2 separate regions of the Homo sapiens genome follow, and region 1 is linked to region 2. Evidence: read pairs that join two places in POLR2A ChIA-PET (ENCODE). Cell type or tissue: endothelial cell of umbilical vein. All regions are shown on one strand. Links, peaks and the distances in the headings refer to the core of each region. The heading gives the core; the rest is flanking DNA. Region 1 overlaps CENPP (centromere protein P). Region 2 overlaps NOL8 (nucleolar protein 8).

What was found. ChIA-PET counts read pairs that join two places held together with the same protein. Peaks named below come from ENCODE experiments on the same cell type or tissue, not always from the same donor. Only the 100,000 strongest peaks of a DNase experiment are listed, where the experiment ranks them.
Region 1: POLR2A ChIA-PET joins it to region 2 with 7 read pairs; 1 of 35 experiments calls an interaction of 5 or more read pairs at or near these places.

What each region holds. Positions count from the first base shown.
Region 1 is chr9:92,589,360-92,591,859 of GRCh38, reverse strand. The region is part of intron 5 of CENPP (centromere protein P); the gene reads right to left. Among named protein-coding and RNA genes, the nearest start is that of ECM2, 55 kb to the right of the region's middle. In endothelial cell of umbilical vein, for the core only: no CTCF peak of the experiment used is centred there; a DNase peak (open chromatin) is centred at 1,279.
Region 2 is chr9:92,307,018-92,320,251 of GRCh38, reverse strand. NOL8 (nucleolar protein 8) reads left to right here. Exons shown (of 17, transcript NM_017948.6): 5 at 896-1,031; 6 at 1,566-1,634; 7 at 4,114-5,985; 8 at 8,993-9,106; 9 at 9,577-9,699; 10 at 9,991-10,081; 11 at 13,228-13,234. Among named protein-coding and RNA genes, the nearest start is that of NOL8, 12 kb to the left of the region's middle. In endothelial cell of umbilical vein, for the core only: no CTCF peak of the experiment used is centred there; a DNase peak (open chromatin) is centred at 7,161; H3K27ac peaks cover 623 bases.

The sequences.
Region 1 (2,500 bases), core at 1-2,500, 280 kb before region 2:
AATTTATAATTTAAAAATTGTGATGAGTGCCAAGATGCCTCCTCTCTGCTGTTACCCTTCCACTTTGGAAAATGCTTTTTCTTTTTTTAATCTGGAAGCTCTGTAGCCATCTTGGTGACTTTACTTCCTCTCTTTGGATCTTTTCTAGCTCTGTCACATTTATCTTATCCTAGAGAACAGTGACCATAAATGAAACATCGCAGACAGATTCTCCAGGATTTGTTACAAAGAACATATCATCTATTTTATTTCCCGTGATTTTCCTGGATTAAGATGGGCAATCTGCAAGCCTTTGTTAATACTGTGGTATCTGGAATGCCGTTTTGGGAAGTCAGTATGTCTTTTCTTGAGTTAGGATTGACACACAAGGGCATATCTTCCAACAAGTATGGTTTGGATTTTTTTTTCCCTGCAGGTCTTATTTATTTATTTATTTATTTTGAGACAGAGTCTTGCTCAGTCGCCCAGGCTGGAGTGCAGTGGCGCAATCTCGGCTCACTGCAAGTTCCGCCTCCCGGGTTCATGCCATTCTCCTGCCTCAGCCTCCCGAGTAGCTGGGACTACAGGCGGCCGCCATCACACTGGCTAATTTTTTTGTATTTTTAGTAGAGGCGGGGTTTCACCGTTTTAGCCAGGATGGTCTTGATCTCCTGACCTCGTGATCCACCCGCCTCAGCCTCCCAAAGTGCTGGGATTACAGGCGTGAGCCACCGCACCCGGCCCCCTGCAGGTCTTATTTTATGCACAATTTTTTATTACTTTTTGGTGTGCTCTGAATAATGTTTTCAGTGCATTCCCATTCTCTTGGTATTTCAATGAGTGGAAATGTTTAAACTTATCTGAAAGTATAAAGACTTTAATGTTGACTCCCTTTTGGCTCATTTATTCAAAACTTCAATTGTTTAATACTTCTCTATCCTGAAACTATGGTCCACATTATTTTGTTCCACTAGAATTAGCTGCATCACGTTTGAATAAACGGGTCAAAAGCTGCAGATTAGAAATCTTTGATACATGCAGATATTAGTTATATACATTTGTTTTGACGTTTGTGAGCTTTCTATTTATCTTTCAAAATCTCCTTCTATTAAGAATTCAGCTAACTTGCACATTTAAATGACAGTTGAAGAAACATACTAATTTCCAGAAGCCAAAGCTGACCAAACACATGGAAAGGGATTGTACAGTTCTTGGATTTATTTGGAAACAGAGAGATGTTGTGTTTAAGGGCTGGACAGGGATAAGGGCCCCTGAGACCAGGAAGCTTGCATAACAACTGTCTAACTTTGATTATGCAGCCCTGGCCCGCAGGAGGAAATGGAAACAGGGAGTGTGGGCCAAGACAGTCAAGCTGTCAGCTTCTTTCTTAAAGACAAAATAGCCAAAGGACAGATTCCAATTTCCTAAAAGTCATACTTCGGCCTCAGACAAATACGAATTCTACACTGTTTTAAAAATCAAACATCTTTAAGCATAGCATTTATTCACACATTTGTAATAGAAAGAGGATTCTTTATTTACAAGTGCCATAAGTGCTGAATGCTAACCAGATGTGTTTTATAGTGTCTTATAAAGCAAGAGAATGCATTGAGAAGAAACTAAAGTTAAAGTTTGAAAAAAACCTTAGAACAAGTAGTTAACAATTTGTTGTGTTAATATAATTAAAGCCTCTGAAAACTCTTTGTTGAACTGTACCTCACCACTGACACACCATTAGAGAACTTGCTCAACCAGTGCCTGCCAGTGCCCTCCAGGAGCATTTGCAAAGCTCTTTGGGTCTTTTCTGTTCCACATCCTTTGTATGTGAATGTGACTGATGTTGTTATAAAGTGGGGCGAAGAAACAATGAAACCTCTTTTTGGGAGGTAGGTGTGGGGGAGCAGGGATGATACTGTGTAGTTTGAGCTTTTCAGATGAATACAATATTTTAAACATAATAAAAACATCATAATTAAAGGGTGAATAAAAACTGATAGAGTCAGGAAATATGAACATATGATTATCTTCAATTTAAATTACAACTAGACTTTGTAAGATAAAGTAGTTTAAAAAGGCATTCAACAACAATTTGAACTATCATTAAAAGCTCAAAATAAAAGAGCTCTAAATAAAAAATAGGTCTGTATAATGCTTAGTTGAAATCTTTCGTAAACGCATAAGAGAATCACTTCACACCCATTAAAATAGCTGTAATCAACAAAACAGACAATATCAAGTGCAGGTAAAAATGTAAAGAAGGTGGAACTTCACATACTGTTGGTACAGCCAACATGTATGAGAATGTCCATGTAATTTCAAGAATGTGGGAATGCTGTTCTGGGAAGTCAGTATGTCTTTTCTTGGGTTAGGGTTGACAGACAAGGGCATATCTTCCAATAAGCATGGTTTGGATTTTTTTTTTTCCCTGCAGGTCTTATCTTACACAAATTTTTTGGTGCATTATAAAATGGTACAGTCATTTTATAAAACCATTTGGTAGTTTCCTTTTTCTCTTAAAAAA
Region 2 (13,234 bases), core at 5,795-8,294:
TAAAGGAGACAGACCAGAGGCAAAGAGGCCAGTGAGGACTGCTCTGTGCAGTTGTCCAGGCCTGAAGAAGGTGGCGGTGATTTGAATCAGAAGAGGTGGCATTCTCTTCATTAGGAGGATATGGATAATCAAGACCTAACAAATTGGGCTCCGAAAGATACCTTCGTCATGGGGAAGAGTGAATGGAGAGAAGATAATATAAAATGCCAAACGTATATAAATTGAAAGGGGAAAATTGAGAGAACTTGCGATCCATGGTCTTGGTCTTCCATAAAGGGGAACTGGGACATCCACTGGAGCAGAGCACAGGTATAAGCGTGCATGTCAGGGATTTGGGAGACTGACTGTAGTGTAGTGGATGGGCTAAGAAAAGAACCCTCATGCTCTGGTGGGACAGCCCTGACAGCACAGCTTGTCACTGCTGTCCAACCGTATAGCTCAGTTGCTGGTGGTAAGGGACTGGTCAATAAACTACAGTAGATTGATGGAAAGGCATGTTGTACAGCAATCATAGTGATGTTTTCAAAGAACGTATAAGTTGATAAATGAAGTGTACCCAACTGTGCTTATGATATTTGGATTACATTATAAAATATGTATATTTACATACAGAACAAAGATGAAGTTAAGTAAACAAAATATTAACAAGATGAGGGATAAGGAATATGTTTTGTTTTCTTAACGGTTCTGTCTTCCAGTATTCTATAATAAAAACATTGTATGTTCAGATAAGTAGGTAAGCTATTATGCTACTAAGAAAGCATTTTTGTTTTATTTTGGTTTTTAATACTACAAAGCTGTTTATAGTGCTCATTTAGGCACACCTAAAGTGAAATAACCATTTTACGTGGCTGATTATTTTGACTCTTTTATTTGTATTTTCTTTTTGATTCAGATTGGCCCAAGAGAGAGAAGCAGCAAAAGCTAAGAAAGAAGAATCAACAACAGGTAACGCCAACTTGTTAGAAAAGACAGGAGGAGTGGATTTCCATATGAAAGCTGTGCCAGGGACAGAAGTGCCAGGGCATAAGGTGAGTCTCCTCTGTAGCCTGAGCCAATTACATGGTCTTGGAAACTGATGCCTGAGATCACGTGATTGTGGGTGTCATGTCTAAAACCAGTTACTCTTTTCCCCTTTCTTGGAGGCAATTAACATAGATAGGACTTTATGATTTTCAAGGTGCATTTACAACTCTTAGGTAAGCATAGTTCTCCATCATTTTACAGAGAAAGAAATCAAAACTCAAGCAGAGGTGGACTTTCAAGGGACATAGGTAGCAAGGAATACAGGCAGGTCCCAAGTTTGCCTGTTCAAATTAGCAGCCAGTGTTTTTTGTAAACCATCTTACACGGTTTACTTGGGATTGATAGCTGCTCCAAATCTTCCTTTTTTTTTCTTTCCTCTCACAATTTTTCTCTTTGGTAACTCTTATTTCATTGTCAGAAAACTAAACCCAACAGTAATCATAGCCCACTGATTTTTTTGTTGTATTTACCTAATATTGTTATTAAATCTTTTCCATTTGTGTCACATATAGTAAATAAATTCTTTTTTTTTCTTTTAGAATTGGGTTGTGAGCAAATTTGGAAGAGTCTTACCTGTTCTTCACCTTAAAAATCAACATAAACGTAAAATATCCTTTGGCCTCTCAACATAATTATTTACCACAGTGACGGATACTTGTAAAATACCTTTAGCATTTCACTGTCTCTTATCAGTGAATCTTTAGGTGTTTGTTTGCGTGTTCCCAGTTTCTTGGTACTCACCTACATGTATGAAACAATTAGAGCATGAGAAAATGGATTGAGGTTTTATACAATAAGTAATTCAAATGATGAGTGCCAAAGAAGCAGGTTGGTTTATTAATTTATTCATATTGTCATACATGGATTCAAAGCCATTGCTGAAGGAGCTAAAGAGGGGTGAGAGACCCAGAGACCATCATTAAAGAAGGCTTTAGAATTGAGGTAGGTTTTGAATTAATAAGAAGTGATGGGAAGTAGTCTTGGGAGTAGGAATAGTAGATAAAAATATGTGGGCAAGCACGAGGATGGTGGGTTGAGAAATAGTTTGGAGCAGAGTGTGAGCAAATTCTAATGCCTATTCAGTGAGGTCACATTGTCTAAGACCTTGAAGACCTGGTATCATGGAATTCTGAGCAGTGTGTCTTAATGTATTCTTTTTTTTTAATCTTTTTTTTTTTTTTTTTTTTTTTTTGAGATGGAGTCTTGCTCTGTCCCCAGGCTGGAGTGCAGTGGCACAATCTTGGCTCACTGCAGCCTCTGCCTCCTGGGTTCAAGCAATTCCCCTGCCTCAGCCTCCCAAGTAGCTGGGACTACAGGTGTGTGCCACCACACCTGGCTAATTTTTTTGTATTTTTACTAGAGACGGGGTTTCACCATGTTGGCCAGGATGGTCTTGATCTCCTAACCTTGTGATCTGCCCACCTTGGCCTCCCAAAGAGCTGGGATTACAGGCATGAGCCACCGCACCTGACCGTCTTGATGTATTCTTTAGCTTGTAACCCTGGTGTCAGTCAGTAAGGGGAACAGTAGCAGGTATTTGAAACAGAGGGATTATAATATATGCAGTTAGTTAAACAAGTGCTGGAGGAGCAAAAGCCAAAGGTCAGATTCCCCACTGATTGACAACTGCAGTAAACCACTACCCCACTGGGACTAGAGAAGCAAAAACGTGTGTCCTCTGAGCTCACAGCTACTGTGCCACTGAAACCACTACTACCTGAATCCAGGCCCTAGTTGCACCGGACATAGCTGTGACCTCTGCCCTCCCTACAAGTGGCTCAAAGTCAGGAAAGTACTGATTTCTTCTTTTCCACTTTCCAGCTTTCCACCAATGGCAGCTGCTGATGGCAAAGAGGAAGATATTGAAGGACAGTAGAGACAATAGACACTTTTTGGCACACCTCACATATAACTGGCACATATAAGTAGTTATTGAAAAAAGGGACTTTCAAGAGTAATCGCTTAAGGTGGGGTGCAGTGGCTCACACCTGTAATCCCAGCACTTTGGGAGGCCACTGGGGGATCACTTGAGCCCAGGTGTTTGCGACCAGTCTAGGCAACATAGTGAGACTGTAACTCTACAAAAAATATTAATAAAAGAAAAATCAGGCTGGGCCCGGTGGCACATGCCTGTGGTCCCTGCCACTGGGGAGGCTGAGTTGGGAGGATCACTTGAGCCTGGAAGGTTGAAGCTGTATTGAGCCACGATCATGCCGTGGCACTCCAGCCTGGGTAGCAGTGAAACCCTGTCTCAAAACAAAAAAGAGTGATAGCTTAAAGCACCTTAATACTTGCCTATTCATATGCTTTAGGGAATCAGCAAATGACAGCCATCATTACAACACATCGATGTTAACTAGAATCTTTCCCGGATAGTGTCGACATAGGCCTGGTAAAGATTTATTAGATTTTTTTTAATTTTTAATTTTTATTTTTAAGACAGGTTCTCACCATGTTGCCCAGGCTGGTCTCGAACTCCTGGGCTCATGTAATCGGCCCACCTCGGCCTCCCAAAGTGCTGGGATTACAGGCATGAGCCACCGTGCCCAGGCCAGCTTTCTAATAAAGACCTAAAAATGTTGCAGAGAGTGAGTTCATGTGAAGTGGATGTTATTCAGCTAGGAGAATCAGAGTTAGGATGAGTAAGAACTGAGAGAACAGAAATAGCCAAAAGAATTTGAGAGTAAAGGACACACATGTGGCCATGTCCTCTGGGTTCTCCTGAACCCAGAACTTTGCTTTACTGTATCAGTTCGATGGTTGGATTTCTGTGATTTACAGAAAATAGCCCTGAGACCTGTGTACCTATAATATAATCTGAATAGGTTTGCTATAATATCCACATACACTCCAAGTAATTTCTGCCAACTAATAGTGGTGGTACTAGACTTTAACTCAGCAAATGTCATAGAAAGCTCAGTTTCTTAGACCCTGAAAGGTAACCTAGTTAAGTCCTCATTTTCTTTTACAGGAAACTGAAAGGGGGGGGAAATGACTTATTTGAGATTAAGCAATATTTTTTGTATCAAAGATTGATGAGTTTTCCTAAAACCAAGTGCTTTAGTTTTGTTTCTTGACTTGCGTAACATCATCAAATATGATCCCTCAAAATACTGCCACAACCTGAAGAAGATAGGGGAGGATTTCTCAAACACCATTCCTATATCCAGCCTGACTTGGGAATTAGAAGGAGGGAATGACCCTATGAGTAAGAAACGGCGAGGAGAGTTCTCTGACTTTCATGGCCCTCCCAAGAAGATAATAAAAGTGCAGAAGGATGAGAGTTCCACTGGGTCTCTGGCCATGAGTACAAGGCCCAGGAGGGTAATAGAGAGACCACCCTTAACACAGCAACAGGCTGCACAAAAAAGAACTTGTGATTCCATTACTCCTTCTAAATCATCTCCTGTACCTGTTTCTGATACTCAGAAACTTAAAAATCTACCTTTTAAGACTTCTGGCTTGGAAACTGCCAAGAAGAGAAACAGCATTTCTGATGATGATACTGATTCTGAAGATGAATTGAGAATGATGATTGCGAAAGAGGAAAACTTACAGAGAACTACACAACCCTCAATAAATGAATCTGAAAGTGATCCTTTTGAAGTTGTAAGGGATGATTTCAAATCAGGCGTTCACAAACTGCATTCTTTAATAGGTTTAGGTATCAAAAATCGTGTCTCTTGCCATGATAGTGATGATGATATTATGAGAAATGATCGTGAGTATGACTCAGGAGATACAGATGAAATTATTGCGATGAAAAAAAATGTTGCTAAGGTCAAAAACAGTACAGAATTTTCACAAATGGAAAAATCTACGAAGAAAACTTCTTTCAAAAATAGAGAAAACTGTGAGCTTTCTGATCACTGTATTAAACTACAAAAAAGAAAAAGCAATGTAGAGTCAGCCCTCAGTCATGGATTAAAGTCTCTTAATCGTAAATCTCCCTCTCACTCCAGTAGCAGTGAAGATGCTGATTCTGCATCAGAATTAGCTGACTCTGAAGGAGGTGAGGAGTATAATGCCATGATGAAAAACTGCCTTCGTGTGAATCTCACTTTAGCTGATTTGGAACAATTGGCTGGCAGTGATCTGAAGGTTCCAAATGAAGATACTAAGAGTGATGGACCAGAAACCACCACCCAATGCAAGTTTGACAGAGGCTCCAAGAGCCCCAAGACTCCCACTGGCCTCCGCAGAGGCCGACAGTGTATTCGTCCTGCGGAGATTGTGGCTTCCCTGTTAGAAGGAGAGGAGAACACCTGTGGCAAACAGAAACCAAAGGAAAACAATTTAAAGCCAAAATTTCAGGCTTTCAAGGGAGTAGGCTGTCTATATGAAAAGGAGTCAATGAAAAAATCCTTGAAAGACAGTGTTGCCTCTAACAATAAAGATCAGAATTCCATGAAACATGAGGATCCCAGTATCATATCCATGGAAGATGGGTCCCCATATGTTAATGGCTCATTAGGTGAAGTGACTCCATGCCAACATGCAAAGAAGGCGAATGGCCCAAACTATATTCAGCCTCAAAAAAGACAGACCACTTTTGAAAGCCAGGATCGCAAGGCAGTGTCCCCTAGCAGTTCTGAAAAGAGAAGTAAGAATCCTATTTCTAGGCCATTAGAAGGTAAGAAGTCCTTAAGTCTTAGTGCAAAGACTCACAACATAGGCTTTGACAAAGACAGCTGCCATAGTACCACAAAGACAGAAGCTTCACAGGAAGAGCGGTCTGATTCAAGCGGCCTCACATCTCTCAAGAAATCACCAAAGGTCTCATCCAAGGACACTCGGGAAATCAAAACTGATTTCTCACTTTCTATTAGTAATTCGTCAGATGTGAGTGCTAAAGATAAGCATGCTGAAGACAATGAGAAGCGTTTGGCAGCCTTGGAAGCGAGGCAAAAAGCAAAAGAAGTGCAGAAGAAGCTGGTGCATAATGCTCTGGCAAATTTGGTGAGTATATTTTCAATGTATGGATTTAACAAGAACTCAGAAAGTTCAGCTTTTCTTTCCCATGAAGTTAGGTGTGCCCCCATAGAGCTGATTGTCTTGGTGTTCACCAGTTTCATGTTTTGGTTCTTGAGTTAGCTTTTTCATCTGGTTTATCTGAAAATTTCTTTATAATTTTCTTTCATTTAGAAGCTATACCTGGTATAGTTAAGTAATGTATTCAAATGTGTCTGAATTTACATAAAAATCACTTGTCAAGTGATTTATACCTTGCCAAGTCTTGCCAAGATTTACTGTAATGGGCTTTTGTTCATTCTTCTAACAATTGTTAAGTACACCTTTATAGTAAGTGCCAGATTTATAGTATGAGGATGGTGATCTTGCCTTTCATACAGTTTTTGGCTCATGGTGTGGCATGCTGACAGTCACAGTTCAGTTACACAGGGCCAGGAGGGGGTTGTGCCCCTGTGCCTTGGCAGCACGCAGGAGACACACTAAGTCAGTTGGGAGCTTCTGTAGTCTGAGCTGAGTGGTAGGAAAAGATTTGTGGGAATTGGTCAGGCCCAGGTGAAAGGGTGGAAAGGGAGTGGAAAGGCTTTCATTCTAGGAAAAAGGAACCGTTTATACAAGGGTGAATGTTTTCAATCAGTGTAATTAAAACTTATACAGCATGAGATGGCAAGAAATGAGGCTAGTGGTTTCATTTTGTTCATAAAATGAAAAGAGAGTGAAGAATTTTAAGCAAAGGAGAGAAGATTAATTGTGTCTATTTTGGAACAGGAGTTGACAAACTACACCTCAAAGGCCATCCAGCCCATGACCTATTTATGTACAGCCTTCAAGCTAAAAATAGTTTTTGAGTACAGAACAAAGACGATATGTGGCCTGCAAAGCCTAACATATTTACTCTGGCCTTTTACAGAAAAAGTTTGTCAACCTCTGTTTGGGAGAGATCCTTCAGACCATGATGAAAACAAATCGAACGGCTCCGTCTGTAACCAAGGAGAGCCTTTGGGGAGGTGGAAAGTCAAAACCGTAACAACAGCAATGGGAATAGATTGACTGAATTGATACCAAAAAGTTTAATTGATAGGACTTGGTGATAACTGGATAGGGATAGAAAGAGGAATTGTAAGTTTCTGTCTTAGGCAAATAAACAGATGGTGATGGCATTCACTAGATAAGGAAAAAGGGCAGGAAGTAGACTTGGCAGGGGAAGGGAGTGATAGGTTTAGACATGTTCAGTTTGAGATTGGGTTGTTTTAAGACAATGCTTTTTTTTTTCTTCCTTTATTTTAGGTTCTGGGGGTATATGTGCAGGTTTGTTACATGGGTAAGCTGTGTGTCTTGGAGGTTCGGTGTACAGATTATTTTGTCACCCAGATAATCAGCATAGTACCCAATAGGTGGTTTTTCTTTTCTTTTTTTTTTTTTTTTTTTTTGAGATGGAGTTTTGCTCTTGTTGCCCAGGCTGGAGTACAATGGTGTGATCTCGGCTCACTGCAATCTCCGCCTCCTGGGTTCAAGCAATTCTCCTGCCTCAGCCTCCTGAGTAGCTGGGATTACAGGCACCTGCCACCACGCCCAGCTAATTTTTATATTTGTGGTAGAGATGGGGTTTCACCATGTTGGCCAGGCTGGTCTCAAATTCCTGACCTCACGTGATCCGCCTGTCTTGGCCTCCCAAAGTGTTGGGATTACAGGCGTGAGCTACTGTGCCCGGCCCAATAGGTGGCTTTTCAATCCTTACTCTCTTTCCACCCTCCACCCTCAAGTAGACCCCAGTGTTGATTGTTCTTTTTTTTTTTTTTTTTTTTTTTTTTACAGGGTCTCACTCTGTCACCCTGGGGTGCAGTGGTATGATCTCAGCTCACTGCAACCTCCATCTCCCAGGCTCAAGCAATTCTCCCACCTCAGCCTGCTGAGTAGCTGGGACTACAGTCACGTGCCACCATGCCCAGCTAATTTTTGTGTTTTTGTAGAGATGGGGTTTCACCATGTCACCTAGGCTGGTCTTGAACTCCTAAGCTCAAGCAATCAGCCTGCCTTGGCCTCCCAAAGTGCTGGGATTTCAGGTGTCAACCACTGTACCTGGCCTATTGCTCCCCCATGTGTACTCAACATTTAGCTCCCACTTATAAGTGAGAGCATGCAGTATTTGGTTTTCTGTTCCTGTATTAATTTGTTTAGGATAGTAGCCTCCAGCACCATCAATGTGGCTGTAAGGGACATGATTGCATTCTTTTTTTATGACTGCATAATATTTCATGGGGCATGTGTACCACATTTTCTTTATCCAGTCCACCATTGATGGGCATCTAGGTTGATTTCGTGTCTTTGCTATTATGAATAGTACTCCAATAAACATATGTGTGCATGTGTCTTTATGGTAGAATGATTTATATTCCTTTGGGCAAATATCCACTAATGGGGTTGTAGGTCAAATGATAGTTTTGTTTTAAGTTCTTTGAGAAATCGCCAAACTGCTTTCCACTGTGGGTGAATGCATTTACATTCCCACCAGCAGTATATAAGCATTTCCCTTTCTCTGCAACCTTGCCAGCATCTGTTATATTTTGACTTTTTAGTAATAGCCATTTTGACTGGTGTGAGATGGTATCTCATTGTGGTTTTGATTTGCATTCCTCTAATGATCAGTGATGTTGAGCATTTTTTTTGTATGCTTGTTGGCCATGTGTTTGTCTTTTGAGAAGTGTCTGCTGTGTCCTTTGCCCATTTTTCACTAGGGTTGTTTGTTTTTTGCTTGTTGATTTGTTTAAGTTCCTTATAGATTCTGGGTATTAGACCTTTGTCAGATGCATAGTTTGCAAATATTTTCTCCGATTCTGTACGTTGTCTGTTTACTTTGTTGATAAGTTTTTCTTTTGCTGTGCAGAAGCTCTTTAGTTTAATTAGATCCCACTTGTCAATTTTGGATTTTGTTGCAATTGCTTTTGGAGTCTTCATCATAAATCTTTTTAAGATGCAATGCTTTCGATGGCCTCCCTAGGATGGTCATCCAGAGGATAAGCCAACGCACATCATCTTCGGTTCTGACAGTGAATGTGAAACAGAGGAGACATCGACTCAGGAGCAGAGCCATCCAGGAGAGGAATGGGTGAAAGTAAGAAGTTCAGGATGTCTCTGTGGACATTCATCTACTTCTGCAGATCCACACCACAAACAACTGGCAATCTCAACATAAAACCCTCCTGAGAGCCCCAATGAGACCCAGGGCTTGCCAGGTCACCTCATATTGAGACTACAGGGGTCTTGGAGATTTTTATATATGAACCTATATTCTCCACAACATCTGCAGCATGACATCAATATTAGTGAAACGCTACAAAAACTGTTCTTGCATGTAATAACTACCTCCCCAAATCCAGGCTTCACTGGAGAGCCTCTGGATTAGTGATCCCAGAGGCCAGTTAGATTTCACTGAGTCAGGAATTTCCACCTGACCTGCCATTTACTCATTCCTGGTAGATGAGTCTGGGTTACTGGCTTTCAATGTGAGGGAGAAGATTACGTTATGAAGGGAAATACTGCTTGTTTGCCTCTGCTATTAATAAATGTTGTGTTTCTTCACAGGAGTCTATGGGTAAAACATCAGGGAAGCTGTTTGATAGCAGTGATGATGACGAATCTGATTCTGAAGATGACAGTAATAGGTTCAAAATTAAACCTCAGTTTGAGGGCAGAGCTGGACAGAAGGTTAGTGAAGACTGAAAATAATTAGACTTGCAGCATGTCCTTATTTTTTGACATAGTCCTTAAATCTGGGTAAATGCAGGCAGACCTTAACCTACATTATAGCATCGGGGTGTTTATTTGGAGAGTGAGTCTTCTGTGATCCTCTCTGATTGGTTCATAAGTAGATGGAGGTAGGCAAACATCTTAATGTAGTGAATTTCAGTGTGTGGGGAGGTGTACATTGACAGTCTTCGTCAGAAGCAATTTCTTGGGAATGTGGCTATCAATTATGTATGTTTTCTGTCTGTGTAGCTCATGGATTTACAGTCGCACTTTGGCACCGATGACAGATTCCGCATGGACTCTCGATTTCTAGAAACTGACAGTGAAGAGGAACAGGAAGGTAAATGCTTCATTGTCCAGAGTCCTGATGTCATATCTGGGGACACTGAGAAATCACCTAGTATACCTCCTTTGTTTAACACATGAAGAAACTCTCCATCCCAAGACATTGGATTGAGGAGTTTATAATCAAATGTACAGTTAATACTAAGTTTGTTTGTACATAGTAATTTAGGAAAATTTAATTACTTAGAGCTGCCAGAAAGGAAAGGAAAAAATAACATCCACCAAAGGTACCATTTTCCTCTATCCCATCCTTGGCATGAGAAGAAGTTGAGTTTCCTACCTGGCAGTGGATCAGCAGGTTCTGGGTGAAGCCATGGAAGACAGTTAAGTCACTCTTGGCTTTCTAAAAGGAACAGTGTTCATCGTCCTCCAGTGTGCATACCTGGTGCAGATTATTTTTTAAAGCTGTGTATCACTGAATGCCATTCTACTTGAATTTATCCCTGTTTGAATGTATCTAAGAGTAATGATGCTATCAGAAGCATCCTAATTCTACTTCTTTTCACTTACTATAGCATTTTTCACAGCAGTACTTCCAATCTTTTTCTACAGGACCTTCTCCTCTTACCCTTTTAAAAACACCTTACCTCTTACGTCGCTGGCTTGAATGAGCTCCCTAATTCCCTCTCCTAATCTCAGAACTTCTCTGCCCTTCTTTTTTTTTCTCCTTCCTGAATTAATCTAATCTGCATTTTAATCCTCACCATTCCTACTTCCTATTACTCCTTTCATCACTTGCATTTTCATTCTTCTCCTTCTAGCTTCTTCCTTTTTCTACAGACATAGTTAGGTCTTGTGGTCCCAAAAAAGCCATTCCTCTAACCATGCCAGTTTTCAAGTTTGTACTCCATCTCTCTTTCAGTTCTAAATTTGAAGTGAAAAAGTAAATTACATCTAATTCAGTAGCAGTTGGCTTTTTACTGAAAACAATCTGTGATTTGATCTTCTCAATTCTTTGAGGTGATTATTAACAGTGTTGGACTGTTTCAGGAAACCAAGGTTCAGAGAGTTTTAAAATGAATTCTCTAGGGTCCTCCCAAATTCTGTTTCAGTGCTGAGATTACAGGCATGAGCCACTGTAGCTGGCCCTTTTCCAACTTTTGAAAGCACAATGTTTGTCTATCCTGCAAGCAGCAGCACAGCCAGCCTCCATCACCTTGAGCCCTTTCCAGCATTGTATTCTACTTGACTTTCTCACTCAAAACTCCATGTTGAAAACACAAGAATGAACAGAACCTGGAGACTAACCTTCATTTAGAAGGTACATAGGTTATTTTCTTAACTTCTGCCAATTTTGTCTGTTTCTTTACAACTCTTTGGGTGTGTGTTCCCTCAAAGCCGTAAACAACTTGTCCTCCAAGTGCAGTGGCATTGTCTCCAATGACATCCTCTTCAGCTAACCTAGAGCATATGTCACTGTTGATCATCCCTTCTTGAAATGTTCACTTTGCTTCCAATTGCATCATAACTTCCTGGTTTTCTTAACTCTTTATTCCTAATTTTTCTTTTGCCTCCAAATATGGGTTCTTCCCAGGGTTCTGTAAGTCCCTATAGCTTTAGCCTTCACTTGCACATGAGTATTTTTCAAATTTGGATCTTCTTTCTTCCTTGCTGTTCTGCTGAGCTCCCAACTGGTCTTAAACGCCTGTTGGATATTTTCCACAGGCTTTCCTGAGTTTGTGTTAAAACTCAGCAAGTCCAAACCAGCTCTTCTTAACCTTTCTGCGTTGATGGCGTGTCCATTCTTAGAATCTCTGTTGTTGTTTTTTTCTTTCCTTCTCAACATTTTATTTTTATTTTTTTGGAGACAGGATCTCACTGTGTTCCTCAGGCTGGAGTGCAGTGGCACAGTCATAGCTTACTGTAACCTCAAACTCAGTCTCTCTAGTAGCTAGGACTACAGGCATGTGCCACCATGTCCAGCTAATTTTTGTATTTTCATAGAGACAGGGTCTCGCTGTGTTGCCTAGGCGGGTCTCAAACTCCTGGCCTCAAGTGATCCTCCTGCCTCAGCTTCCCAAAGTGCTGAGATTATAGGCATGGAACCACTGCACCAGACCCCTTCCCAAATTTTGAGGCACAACGTTTTGTCTCAAGTAAGCAGCACAGCCAGCCTATATCACCTTGAGCCTTTTTCAGCATTATAATCTACTTCCCTAATGCTTATTAGATTAAAATTTAAATTGATGTTTTTGATAGTCAAAAGTTGTTGAAATTAGCAGTTTCAACCTAATGCAGTGTAAACTTTTTGTACTTTATTATTTCAATATATGTGTTCGTTTTGTTTCCAACACCTAGCATGCTTTCCTACCACCTCTAGGGATTCAACTCTATCTTTCCTACCTCATAACTTTACCTAGTTTATAAAGCATCTTTTGATTCAGTTAAACACTATCTCAACTTCCTTTGAACCCTTAGAAACTTTGGGGGCATCCCTGTAGAGTACTTAAATTAGCATTTTATTCTAGTTTCTGTTAGTTGGTTATTTATATCCTGCAGTAAGTTGAAAGAGTCATACAGGCTTAGACTACTTTTGTATTTCTGTAATCCAAACTAGCTGTTTAACTTTATTCTGTGATATTTTGTCTGTTTGTAGTAGTTGAGGATAGTAGCTTGTAAAAGTCCATGATGCCTTAGTATGTGTAGGGCATATGGTTTTTTTCCCATAATACTTGTTATTGAATCAAAGACTGAAACAACTATCCACTAATATCTTATATTGTCAGATATACCATTACCATTTTTCACTCTTTATCATTTTTAGATTTACGTAATTTAGATTATGTTTAGAATGTTAAAAAAATCAAAGAGTCTATAATCACTGTAGTTATTAGTATCTTGCTCTATTACATTTGTCGATCTTTACCTTAAAAGTTTTAGACTTGCTACTGAAAGCCATTAAATTCAGACTTTCATAATTAGGAACAGAAGTAGGACTTTTCATTGTCTGGTCACGCAGACTTTCTGAGTTTGCTATGACTGAGGGTCTTTGGTTATGGAGGTTAGTGAAATGAGGTTAAAGTTTCTTCTTCCTGTCTTAATGGATTTTGAACATGTTTAGGTACTTGGTAAATATTTGATGATTGAGACTTCTCAGGCTGTGTTTTCCAAGAGAGTATTAATTATCCCTTTTCCTCAAAGAGGTAAA